2 separate regions of the Mus musculus genome follow, and region 1 is linked to region 2. A link is a loop called in an ENCODE intact Hi-C map of the cell type or tissue named here. Cell type or tissue: gastrocnemius. All regions are shown on one strand. Each heading gives the region's core, and the rest is flanking DNA. Links, peaks and the distances in the headings are about the cores only.

Evidence for each region. Peaks named below come from ENCODE experiments on the same cell type or tissue, not always from the same donor. Only the 100,000 strongest peaks of a DNase experiment are listed, where the experiment ranks them.
Region 1: a loop joins it to region 2, with 4 times the contacts of the local background. A loop is called at or near these places in 28 of 42 quality-filtered maps.

The regions. Positions count from the first base shown.
Region 1 is chr17:46,873,307-46,879,138 of GRCm38, forward strand. It overlaps a transcript of Bicral not described here. Among named protein-coding and RNA genes, the nearest start is that of Tbcc, 14 kb to the right of the region's middle. In gastrocnemius, for the core only: a CTCF peak has its summit at 2,534 (motif pointing left); no DNase peak of the experiment used is centred there; H3K4me3 peaks cover 410 bases; H3K27ac peaks cover 1,059 bases.
Region 2 is chr17:46,780,840-46,786,671 of GRCm38, forward strand. Rpl7l1 (ribosomal protein L7-like 1) reads right to left here and starts at 1,817. Exons shown (of 7, transcript NM_025433.3): 1 at 1,780-1,817; 2 at 944-1,052. The coding sequence starts at 1,793. In gastrocnemius, for the core only: a CTCF peak has its summit at 2,346 (motif pointing right); DNase peaks (open chromatin) are centred at 1,834 and 2,347; H3K4me3 peaks cover 2,063 bases; H3K27ac peaks cover 2,085 bases.

The DNA of each region.
Region 1 (5,832 bases), core at 622-5,621, 93 kb after region 2:
AGCCAGTGCTCTTAACTGCTGAGCCGTCTCTCATGCCTTGCATTACTTTTTAAAGTTATTTTTTTACTCTTCAATGAAGATAGGGTCTCACTATATAGCCCAGGCTGGTCTTGAACATGTGGCAAGTCCTCCTGCCTCCACTTCCCAAGTGCTGCAATTACAGGCTCAAACTACCACACACAGCAAATTCCAGTTTTGATAATGGAAGCTTGCCCGACAGCCTCTCTCCAGTGCAGGTCAAAGGAATAGGCTCCTGCTGTGGTAAGCCAGTCTCTGCCGGACAGGAGACCAGCTTTATTTGTAGGACTGTGCAGAAACCCCGTGGATTGGGTAAAAAGCTCTTCTGGACCATGCTACTCCTTTTGCACCTTAAATCCTCGCTCTGAGCCAGCCTTTGGTTGGTATCAGCACTGGCTACAGACATTGGGTAAGTATATGCCTATTTTACAAGTTCAGACTGGCCAGGCATGGGGGCACAAGCCTTTGATCCCAGTGCTGGAAGTTCGAGGCCAGCCTGGTCCACAAAGTGAGTTCCAGTACACCTAGGACTATTACAGGGAGAACTCCTCTCTCGTAAAACCAAACAAACAAACAAAATACAAAACAGATTCACACTTTGGTCTTGGAGCACAGATCATTCTCAGGTGATCTCCATTTCATTTCCATTGACCTCTGTTTGGCCCCATTGTTTTTTCCAGGGAACCATGGCAACAGCCTTTCTCAGGCACTGCCGACCCCCCCACTCCCCCCACCCCCAGCTCCAACTCTTTCTCTTCACCTTCCCATCCCGAACCCACCCAAATGCCAGGAACTCTGATGTTCCAGAAACTCCTGGATGCCCACAGGATTCTAGGAAGCAGAGCCTGGCCAGTTCTGTCCCTGTCCCCGTCTCTCGTGACATTCACTTCCTCTGGCGGCTCCCCTGCCTGCCCTTTCCCCTTGCTTCTCTCTTCTTTGTACTTCCAAACAACTTCCTTTTCCTTGATAACACACACCACCTCGAGTGACTCATAATTAGTCATGTCTATCCCTGGACTCCCAGCCTCCAGGAGACGAGGACCAGGCTTTGTCTATTTTTATCCCTTCCCATCTCCCCCGGGGCCAGCTGTGGCATCCTGCGTCAGTACGCTAAGCCACCATTTCTTGACGCTAGGTTCTGTCAAGGCACCTGGCTGGTGCTGGAGGTAGCGGATGCTCTACAAAGGCTGGTGACTGGTCCTCATTAACAGGGCGTCACTCACAAAGTGTTCTCTAGACTTAGGATGTTCAGACAAAGATGTCCTCCCCTGCATGGGTGTGTGCAACTGAGGAAGCACTTAGGCTCATGGGTGGCAGTCTGAGAGAAGCAATGAATGAATCTCTCAACATTACTGTTTTTACCCCTCCCCCAAAAAACGGCGGCAAGGGGAGCACAATGGTTAGGGGGAGAGATGATTGCTCACCAGGCCTACACCAGGCTTGAGTTTGATCCCTGGGACCTACAAGGTGGGAGACAACCTGAGACTTCCACAGTAGTCCTCAGACTTCCACATGCTTGCTCCGATGGTTAAACCCCCACACATACAGCAAATAGATACATAAATGACTGTTTTTAATTGAGTCACGTCTTAGTCTTATATTATCCCAACTAGCATGCTTCTCCTTGTTCCCTCCTCGTATAACTGCTTTAAACACAAATAAAATAAAAACAAACAACAAAAATAGGGGGTCTCACTCTGTAAGCTCAGGCTGGTCTCCAACTCTTTTTTTTTGTTTTTGTTTTCTTTTGTTTTTTGAGACAGGGCTTCTCTGTGTAGCCATGGCTGTCCTGGAACTCACTCTGTAGACCAGGCTAACCTAGAACTCTAAAATCTGCCTGCCTCCGCCTCCCAAGTGCTGGGACTAAAGGCATGCGCCACCACTGCCCAGCTGTAATCCTCCTGCCTCAGCCTCCAAAATACTGGGATTTCAAGTGTGAGCCACCACCTGGCCTAATTGTGGGAAAAGAGAACTCTGAGCGTTCCTCCTCAGGGTCCATGTACCTCGGGTGGGTTTTATTTTGTAACTATACAGGTGTGTGTGAACTTGCTTGAGTGTGTGTGTTTGTATGCATGGATGCCCCAATTGTGTAAGTACTCACAGGTGTGTAGAGGCTAGAGGACACTCTCATGTGTTCTTTCTCATTGGCTCTCTACCTTGCTCTTTAAGATGGGACTTCCCAGAGGCAGGGACTCTGCAGTAGGCTAGGCCAGTCGGCCAGCAAGGTCTAGTCGTGCCTTCCCAGTGCTGGGATTATAAATGTGGATTATAAATATTGGTTCTAAAAAGCAAGCTCACGTCTTCATGCTTGCAATAGCAAACACTCTACTGACTTAGCTCTCCTACTCCAACAGACACTTACAAATAAATAAATGTGATAAAAATTTTAAAACATGAGGGCTGGAGAGAGAGCTCAGAGGTTAAGAGCATTGGCGGCTCTTCCACATGTCTTGAGTTCAATCCCCAGCAACCACATGGTGGCTCACAACCATCTATAATGAGATCTGGCGCCCTCTTCTGGCCTGCAGGTACAGGTGTACATGCACGCAGAAGTCTACATAAATAAATAAAAGTAAAGATCTTTATAAAAAAATTTAAACACAAAAGGAAGTTGTGATGGCTGTTGTTCTCAACTTGACTACACCTGGAATTAACTAAAACCTGAGAGGCTGGGCACCCCTGTGAGGGCTTTTATTTATTTATTTATTTTGGCTTTACGGGTTTCTCTGGGTAGCCCTGGCTGTCCTGGAACTCACTTTGTAGACCAGGCTGGCCTCAAACTCAGAAATCTGCCTGCCTCTGCTTCCCAAGTGCTGGGATTAAAGGCGTGTGCCCGGCGGATTTTTTTTTTTCCCTTACTTAAGCCATCTGAGGTGTGAAGATACATTTTTAATCCGGATCTTTTAAGGTGGGAAACGCCACCCTCAATCTGCACCACCCTTTCAGCTGGCAGCCATTATAAGGGCATGGAAGAAGGAGGCTCTCTCTCTTTGCCTGCTCGCTCTCCCTAGCAAGCCCATTCAGACAGGCATTACAGCCTACATCCTCAGGATTCCAGCTATACCGACTAGCTGAGACATGCACCTTCATGGACTGAATAACTACTGCATTCTTAGACCTTCCACTCATAGGCAACTGCCAGCATTGTGGTCATCTTGACCACAGCCTATAATAAATCCCCACCCTCCTTCCTTCTCTCTAAATATATAGATACTCATATTCATTCCATAACCCTGACAAGCCTGTCTGTCACTCTAGAGAACCCCGGCTAACACAGAACTAACACAGCTAACAGTGTTGGCACTAAAAGTAAAAAACAAGCAACCTGCCCTTACAACATCTGGCTCGGCCTCTTTCTCACCGAACCAATTACTCACTGTGTGCGCATGTGCATGCCTTTGTGTGCTGTGGAGGTCAGAGGGCAACTGCTGGGAACCGGTTCTAGCTCTCGCCTCTCTCTACCTGGCTCTAGGGAATGACATCATGCCACCAAGCTGGAGAGCAAGTTCCCTTCCCCATGAGCAATCTCGCCAGCCTTGTTTCTGCTTCTTAAGGAAAAGAAGATTTGTACACTACACATCTTCCATAGGCTATGCAATGACTTAGCACTGCCTCAAATCAATGCCAGCTCTCTCATGTTCTAAAAATGCAGCAAAGAATCAGATATGGTATGGGAGGCCAAGTCAGGAGGAGTACAAGTTAAAGGACAAGCTGAGCTACACAGAGAGAACCCTGTCTCAAAAACAAAAGACAGAAAAAGGGGTGGATAGGAGACAGCTCAGTCAGTAATGTGCTCACCACACAAACATGAGGGTCTGGGTTCGATCTCCAGCACCCACATATAAAGCCAAGTATGGTAGTGTATGAATGAAGTCTCTGCACTGACAGATGGTCAAGGGATCCCAGGTGCTCACTGGCCGGCCTAATTAATAGGCCTTAGGTCCCAGTGAGACTCTGTTTATAGGAACATGGTACGGGCCTGGAAGACAGCTCAGTAAGCAAAAGCTAGCCAAGCAGGCAGGACCGAGTTTGATCTCCAGGAGCCATGTAGAAAGCCCAGTATGGAGGCAAACATCTATAAACCTAGCGTTCCAACAGAGTTGGGAGGCAGAGGCAGGAGAATTACCTGCAAGTTCAGTTCCTGGGCCAGGTAGGCTTGCAGTACTCGGCAACAGAAAGTTAGAGATCCCGTCTCAATGAGAACTGACTCCTGAAAATTGTCCTCTGACCTCTGCATGAGTGCCCCCCCCCACGCCCCAAGGGAGGGAGGAGGAAAGGGCTGGAGAGATGGCTCTTGCAGAAGACCGAGTTCAGCTCCCAACACCCATGTCAACTCCCTGTAATCAATCATAGCTTCTCCAGGGGCTCCAATGCTCTCATATGCCCTCCACAAGCACTCACACGCGCATGCACACATACACATGATTAAAACATGTGACGGTTTGAATACGCGTGGCACTCTTAGGAGGTGTGGCCTTATGGTGAAGGTGTAGCATTGTTAGAAGAAGTGTGTCACTGTAGGGGTGAAGCTTTGAGGTTCCTATGCTCAGGGTCTTCCCAGTGTGAAAGAGACCCCCCCCCCCCAACCCTCTGGCTGCCTGTGGAAGACAGTCTCCTCCTGGCTGCCTTCGGATAAGATATGTAGAACTCTCAAAACTGCTAGCACCGTGTCTGCCTGCAAGCTGCCATGCTTCCCATCATGAGGATAACGGACGGAACCTCTGAAACTGTAAGCCAGCCCCCAATGAAATGGCCGCTGTTTTAAGAGTTGCTACGGTCATGGTGTTTCTTTGCAGCAATGAAACCCTAAGACAAACCATAAATTCTTAGGGGAGAAATAAATAAAAACAAGGTGGACAGCTCCTGTGGGTTTGAGGCTAGCCTGGTCTACAGAGGGAGTTCTGGGAGCTTCTGAGAGAAACCCTGTCTGAACCGCCCCCTCAAAAAATCCCGTTCGCCCTAAGTTCACTCTACTTCGCAGTTGCTCCTCAGACATAAATGAAGTCTTTGTCACTTGAGTTAGGCTCGTGGCAACGAGTAGGAAAAACACCATGCAATGCTCACTCTCCAAATCCCAACACCACAGAGATGCAGTCAGGAGGACTGCGAGTTCAAGACTATCCTCAGCTACATAGTGACTCTGGAGCCAACCCGGGCCATGTGAGACCCTGTCGCAAACACACAAACATATATGTGAAAGACGTCAGTCATTAATGCTGCTCCTCCGGACAAACCACCATAGAGATGCCTGCAGCTCTGCCTAGACAAGCCAAGAGTTACCAGGCACCACAGACGCTGGGGCCTCCTAGGAAGGAGAAGCCTCAGGCCTGTGGCACACACACATGTGTGTCACTGTCCCTTGAAAAACCTGCAATTTTTAAACCTACACTTCAGCAAGCTTTAGTTACTCTGCAAACTAAGGAAGGGGACAGTCTCTTAGCATGAGTGGGTTCCCCTTGATGGCACACTCAACAGCGCTGCCTTAGCAAATCCTTTACTGACACACAGGCTCGCTCTCATCGTCTCAGAGCGTCTGCACACCACTACATACAAGACCCAACATGGCTGCCTTCAAGGTCCCCCTCCCCTCCCCTCCCCCCTTTTCACCCCTTTTCCCACTTTTCTTCCAGTGCTGTGGCTTAAACAGTGGAAGAAAGAAGAAAGGAAGGAAGGAAGGAAGGAAGGGAGGGAGGGAGGGAGGGAGGGAGGGAGGGAGGGAGGAAAGAAGGAAGGAAGGAAGGAAGATCTGGTCTACTATTAAGCCTTAGACACAGAGTTTTTTCGTATGATAACCTATAAAAAGAAACAGAGAGG
Region 2 (5,832 bases), core at 234-5,233:
TCAAAAATCCTGTACATACTGTGTGCAGAATCTACACATTGGTTTTTCGAGACAGGGTTTCTCTGTGTAGCCCTGGCTGACCTGGAACTCACTTTGTAGACCAGGCTGACCTCGAACTCAGAAATCCGCCTGCCTTTGCCTCCCGAGTGCTGGGATTAAAGGTGAGCCACCATGACCAGGAATTTTTTTTTAATTAGATATTTTCTTTATTTACATTTCAAATACTATCCCGAAAGTTCCCTATACCCTCCCCCCAAAGATTTATTTATTATTATATGTAAGTACACTGCAGCTGTCTTTACACACACCTGAAGAGGGAGTCAGATCTCATTATAGGTGGTTGTGAGCTACCATGTGGTTGCTGGGATTTGAACTCAGGACCTTCCGAAGAGCAGTCAGTGCTCTTAAGGGCTGAGCCATCTCTCCAGCCCACACGTGATTCTAAATAAACTTTTAAAATTGTTGGATACTTTTGGTTTGAGACAGGTTCTCTTTATATAGCCAAACTCTCCATTTTCCTGTCTCAACCTTCTAGAATGCTGAAAAGTGTGCCACAGATAGCAATTTAATCGCAGCATTCTAGAGGCCTAAGTAGGCTGATCTGTTAGTTTGAGGCCAGCCTGGTCATACAGTATTCCAGACCATATGTACAGACCCCATCTAAGAAACAAACCAACCCCAACAAAACATTTTTAAAATAATCTATTTTTTTCCCTGCCAAATTTGGTTTTACCACTAAATTTGAATTCAGAAAATGTCTTCACTTTTCCCTTAAAGGCTGGTCTAACATTTTGCTCACAGAAAGATGGTGGGTAAATCTTTGCTAAATGGAGGACTATGAGGGAGAAACCTGTGAGGGATCTGATAACAAATCTAGTTCAACGAACACCGTTTAGTAAAATCCGTCCACTACAAATCCTAACCCCCCCCCTCTCAGAATTACCTCTCTCTTTGCCAAAAGTGCCTGCTTTGCCTGAGTGGCTTTGAGGGCTTGATAAGCCTTCCTCTTTTTCAGAAGATTTTCTGGAACCAAAGGAATTTTTTTTCTTTCCCTGATAAAGGAACAAATTTGACATTAATGAAAATTGCCAAACCAACATTTGGTGGCTTTCCAAACCAATTCGAGATCCTGGTCTTCCCGGGACCTAAAGTTTCTGATGAGTCTTCGCCGTGCTCCTGTAATGCTCACTCGTCCCGAGAGCCTTTAAAAATCAGGAAAAACCTTTGCTCTCTGGGTTCGTTTTGGTCCGTGGAGCTTTAACAACTGTAGGCTATGACCTGTCACTAGCGGCAAGGAAATTCTAGTAAAATCCAGAAAGGGGCTATCACAGATCCATCAAGAAGAGTAATGATTAAGTCGAGCTAGGATGAGGTGGGGGGGGGGGGCACATGAAAGCAGGAGGGGGAATTGGGGGGAAAGAGCTTGGTGGAAGACGCAGGGGAATAAGAGATGATGGGGAGGTGATACGATCAAAATACACTGTACGTGTGTACCAAACTGTGAAAGACATGACAGCCAAGCTGAGCGAACTCAACTCTGGCGCTACGCAGCCACTCGCCCCTCCGAACCTCAGTTCCTCTTCTCGCTGCTTCCAAAGTCGTCCCGATCCCTGGTCGCGGAGCCCTACAGCATCTCAGCCCCCACCTTGACTTCATACTATGGAGCCTTTTTCTTTTCTCTCCACAGCCCACAGCTTCCTTTTGTATCACCAGAGTACAAACAGAAAGGATGGCATCGGATCCTCAAAGCCCCATAGAGAGATCCGAAGACACACTCACCCTTCCTCCGCCATCTTTCCGGTGCTTCAGCTACTGCGCTTGCGCAGCCTCACCGGGCGGGGTAGAGAGGCCCGCCTCGACGTCTCTTGTATCATAGAGACGGACTCTCGCTCCCGCAGGAGGACTCAGGCAGCCTGAGATTCCTTAGCGAATGTGAGCGTCTGGGAAAAGGTCTTGCTAGCCAGGATTCCGGCAAAAAACCCTCCAGTTTTCTTCCCATCCCTTCTAAGGTCTCTAGAGTCTGACACCCGTCTGGATCCAACCCTTTTCAGTTAGGCTGTAGGGTCTCGAACTCGGCCGCTTGTGAACAATTTAAAGGCTTTCCACAATGCATCTGCAGCTTCCGCTACGGCACGGGCTCTACAGAAGTTGGCCGCCTTGCTTAGGTGAGGTTTTTATTCCCGGAGACTTGAAGGACCGACGTGGCACTCACATTTGGTGGGCGGTTATTTGTGGAGGATTTGCGGAAATAAAAATGTGTCACCTACTCTGTGAGCCTTTGAATTCCTCACCTTTCTGCATCTCGGCTTCCTCATCCGTACAATGAATATCTACGGGTTCCCAGTGGCCGCCAGGGGGCTCCTTAAGATTTACAAAGCCTTAGCACAAGTTGGGTAAACAGTGGAGCCAGAAACTAGAAATGCTCCATTTCCATCTCAGAGCCTTCACTTGTTTAAGTTTCTCAGAATTTACTCCCATTGCCACATACTAGCACAGTGCTGTTTTATGCTAGCACAGTGCTGTTTTATGCTCTAGCCTAGGACAACGCCACTATATAACACTAGAAAGGGTCGCCACCCACAGCCTTTATCCTACACCTTTGGCTTATGGGCAGGAGACTTTTCTTATTTTCTGTGTCTCTTCTGCACCTCACTACACCACTTCACTACAGTGGGACTCTGCAAGGAATTGTTGAGTACCCAAGGACTGATACATGATGTTGGAACACACTAAAAAACTAGTCCACTCAACACGCTAATGTCATTACCAGATGAATGTCAAAGGAGATTAAGGGCACGACCTCTTCCGGCCTCCTGCACCAGGCATACCAGGTATTCTAAACTATTCCATGGATTGCGCTAGAACCATGCTTGTTTTTAAGTTTCCTCAAAAATCTCTGTCCGGGGCTGGTGAGATGGCTCAGTGGGTAAAAGCACCCGACTGTTCTTCCGAAGGTCCAGAGTTCAAATCCCAGCAACCACATGGTGGCTCACAACCATCTGTAACAAGATCTGACGCCCTCTTCTGGAGTGTCTGAAGACAGCTACAGTGTACTTACATATAATAATAATAATAATAATAATAATAATAATAATAATAATAATAATAATAAAATATATATATATGTCCCATATTGGGTGAGCCACTTGTCTATGTGACAGAGAAAGAAGAGCAAAATAAAAAATAAAAACAATAGTCCTAGTGGGGACTGTCGCTGCTCATCTCATAATATTTGCTTGTTTTTAAAGATTTATTTATTTATTTATTTATTTTACTTATATGAAAACGCTGTAGCTGTCTTCAGACACACCAGAAGAGGGCCTCAGATCTCTTTACAGATGGTTATGAGCTACCATGTGGTTGGTAGGAATTGAACTCAGGACCTCTGGAAGAGCAGTCAGTGCTCTTAACTGCTGAGCCATCTCACCAGTCCTCATTTTTTTGGTTTTTGGAGACAGGGTTTCTCTGTGTAGCCTTCGCTATCCTGGAACTCACTCTGCACACAGTCTGGCCTCAAACTCAAAGGTCCTCCAACCTCTGCCTCCTGAACACTGAGATTAAAGGTGTTAACCACCACTGCCTGGCTCACCTCTTATTCTTTTGATTTTAATTTAATGCTCTAAAATTTTTGTTAAAGTATAAATGTCATCTTAAAAGTTGGAAGAGCCGGGCGTGGTGGCGCACGCCTTTAATTCCAGCACTTGGGAGGCAGAGGCAGGCGGATTTCTGAGGTCGAGGCCAGCCTGGTCTACAGAGTGAGTTCCAGGACAGCCAGGGCTATACAGAGAAACCCTGTGTCGAAAAACCAAAAAAAAAAAAAAAAAGTTGAAAGATTAGCCGGGCGCGGTGGCGTACGCCTTTAATCCCAGCTCTCGGGAGGCAGAGGCAGGCGGATTTCTGAGTTCGAGGCCAGCCTGGTCTACAAAGTGAGTTACAGGACAGCCAGGGTTACACAGAGAAACCCTGTCTCAAAAAACCAAAAAAAAAAAAAAAAAAAAGTTGGAAGATTGGGCTGGTGAGATGGCTCAGTGCCGACTGCTCTTCCAAAGGTCCTGAGTTCAAATCCCAGCAACCACATGGTGGCTCATAACCATCTGTAACGAAATCTGATGCCCTCTTCTGGAGTGTCTGAAGACAGCTACAGTGTAATTATATATAATAAATAAATATTTTTTAAGAAAAAGTTGGAAGATTGCCGGGCAGTGGTGGCACATGCCTTTAGTCCCAGCACTTGGGAGCCAGAGGCAGGCAGATTTCTGAGTTCAAGGCCAGCCCGTTCTACAGAATGAGTTCCAGGACAGCCATGGGTACACAGAGAAATCCTGTCTTGAAAAACCAAAAAGGGCTGGTGAGATGGCTCAGTGGGTAAGAGCACCCGACTGCTCTTCCGAAGGTCCAAAGTTCAAATCCCAGCAACCACATGGTGGCTCACAACCATCCGTAACGAGATCTGACGCCCTCTTCTGGAGTGTCTGAAGACAGCTACAGTGTACTTACATATAATAAATAAATAAATAAAAATCTTTAAAAAAAAAAAAAAAAAAAAAAAAAGAAAAACCAAAAAAACCAACAACAACAACAAAAAAATTCTAAGATTGAGGCTGGAGAGATGGCTCAACATTTAAGAGCACTGACTGCTCTCCCAGAGGTCCTGAGTTCAAGTCCCAGAACCACATGATGGCTCACAACCATCTGTAATGGGATCCAATGCCCTCTTCTAATGTGTCTGAAGACAGCTGCAGTGTGCTCATATAAATTAAAAAAAAAATTTAAAAAGTAAATTAAAGATCTGATCTTAAAAAAAATTGTAAGATTATTGTGTAACTTTCAGTATCTCAAGATTTATAAGCATATTGGATATGATTAAAAACTGTAACTGGGGCTGGTGAGATGGCTCAGTGGGTAAGAGCACCTGACTGCTCTTCCGAAGGTCCGAAGTTCAAATCCCAGCAACCACATGGTGGCTCACAACCACCCGTAATGAGATATAAATAAATAAATAAATAAATAAATAAACAAATAAATAAATAAATAAATAAATAAATAAGAACCTGTAACTGTGGGCTGGAGAGATGGCTCAGTGGTTAAGAGCACTTCCGAAGGACCTGAGTTCAAATCCCAGCAACCACATGGTGGCTCACAACCATCCGTAATGAGATCTGATGCCCTCTTCTGGTGCATCTGAAGACAGCTACGGTGTACTTAGATATAATAATAAATAAATCTTTAAAAAACAAAACAAAACAAAAAACCTGTAACTGTAAAACCCCAACTCAATACATTTCTTAGACCCCTAGAAACGAAGCCCAGCATGGAGTTGTTTGTTCTTTAGCCTTCAGCCTGAGAGGATGAGCTGTAATTCACCATCCCCATTCTTATGATGTTTACTCAGCTTCCCCATTCTTTGTGGTCTTATCCTCCCCTCACTTTGCAGTTTATTCTGTAAAAACCCTTGACTGCAACTGCTGGGGTAGATCTCCTCTGCCCCTGTGTGGATTACGAGCTTGGCCACAGCATGCTAATTCCCGAATAAACGTCATGCGATATCGCATCAAGAACGGTTTCTCTCAAGTTACTGGGGCATTGGCTCATCCCAGGACTTGAGAGATGGTCTCCCCAAAGCGGGAGTCTTTCATAACAAAGGAGTTAAGACTTGTTGCAACCTGGTTGAGAGTAAAAATCTATGCATAGGCCGGGCATGGTGGCGCACTCCTTTAATCCCAGCACTTGGGAGGCAGAGGCAGGCAGATTTCTGAGTTCGAGGCCAGCCTGGTCTACAAAGTGAGTTCAGGACAGCCAAGGGCTACACAGAGAAACCCTGTCTCTAAAAAC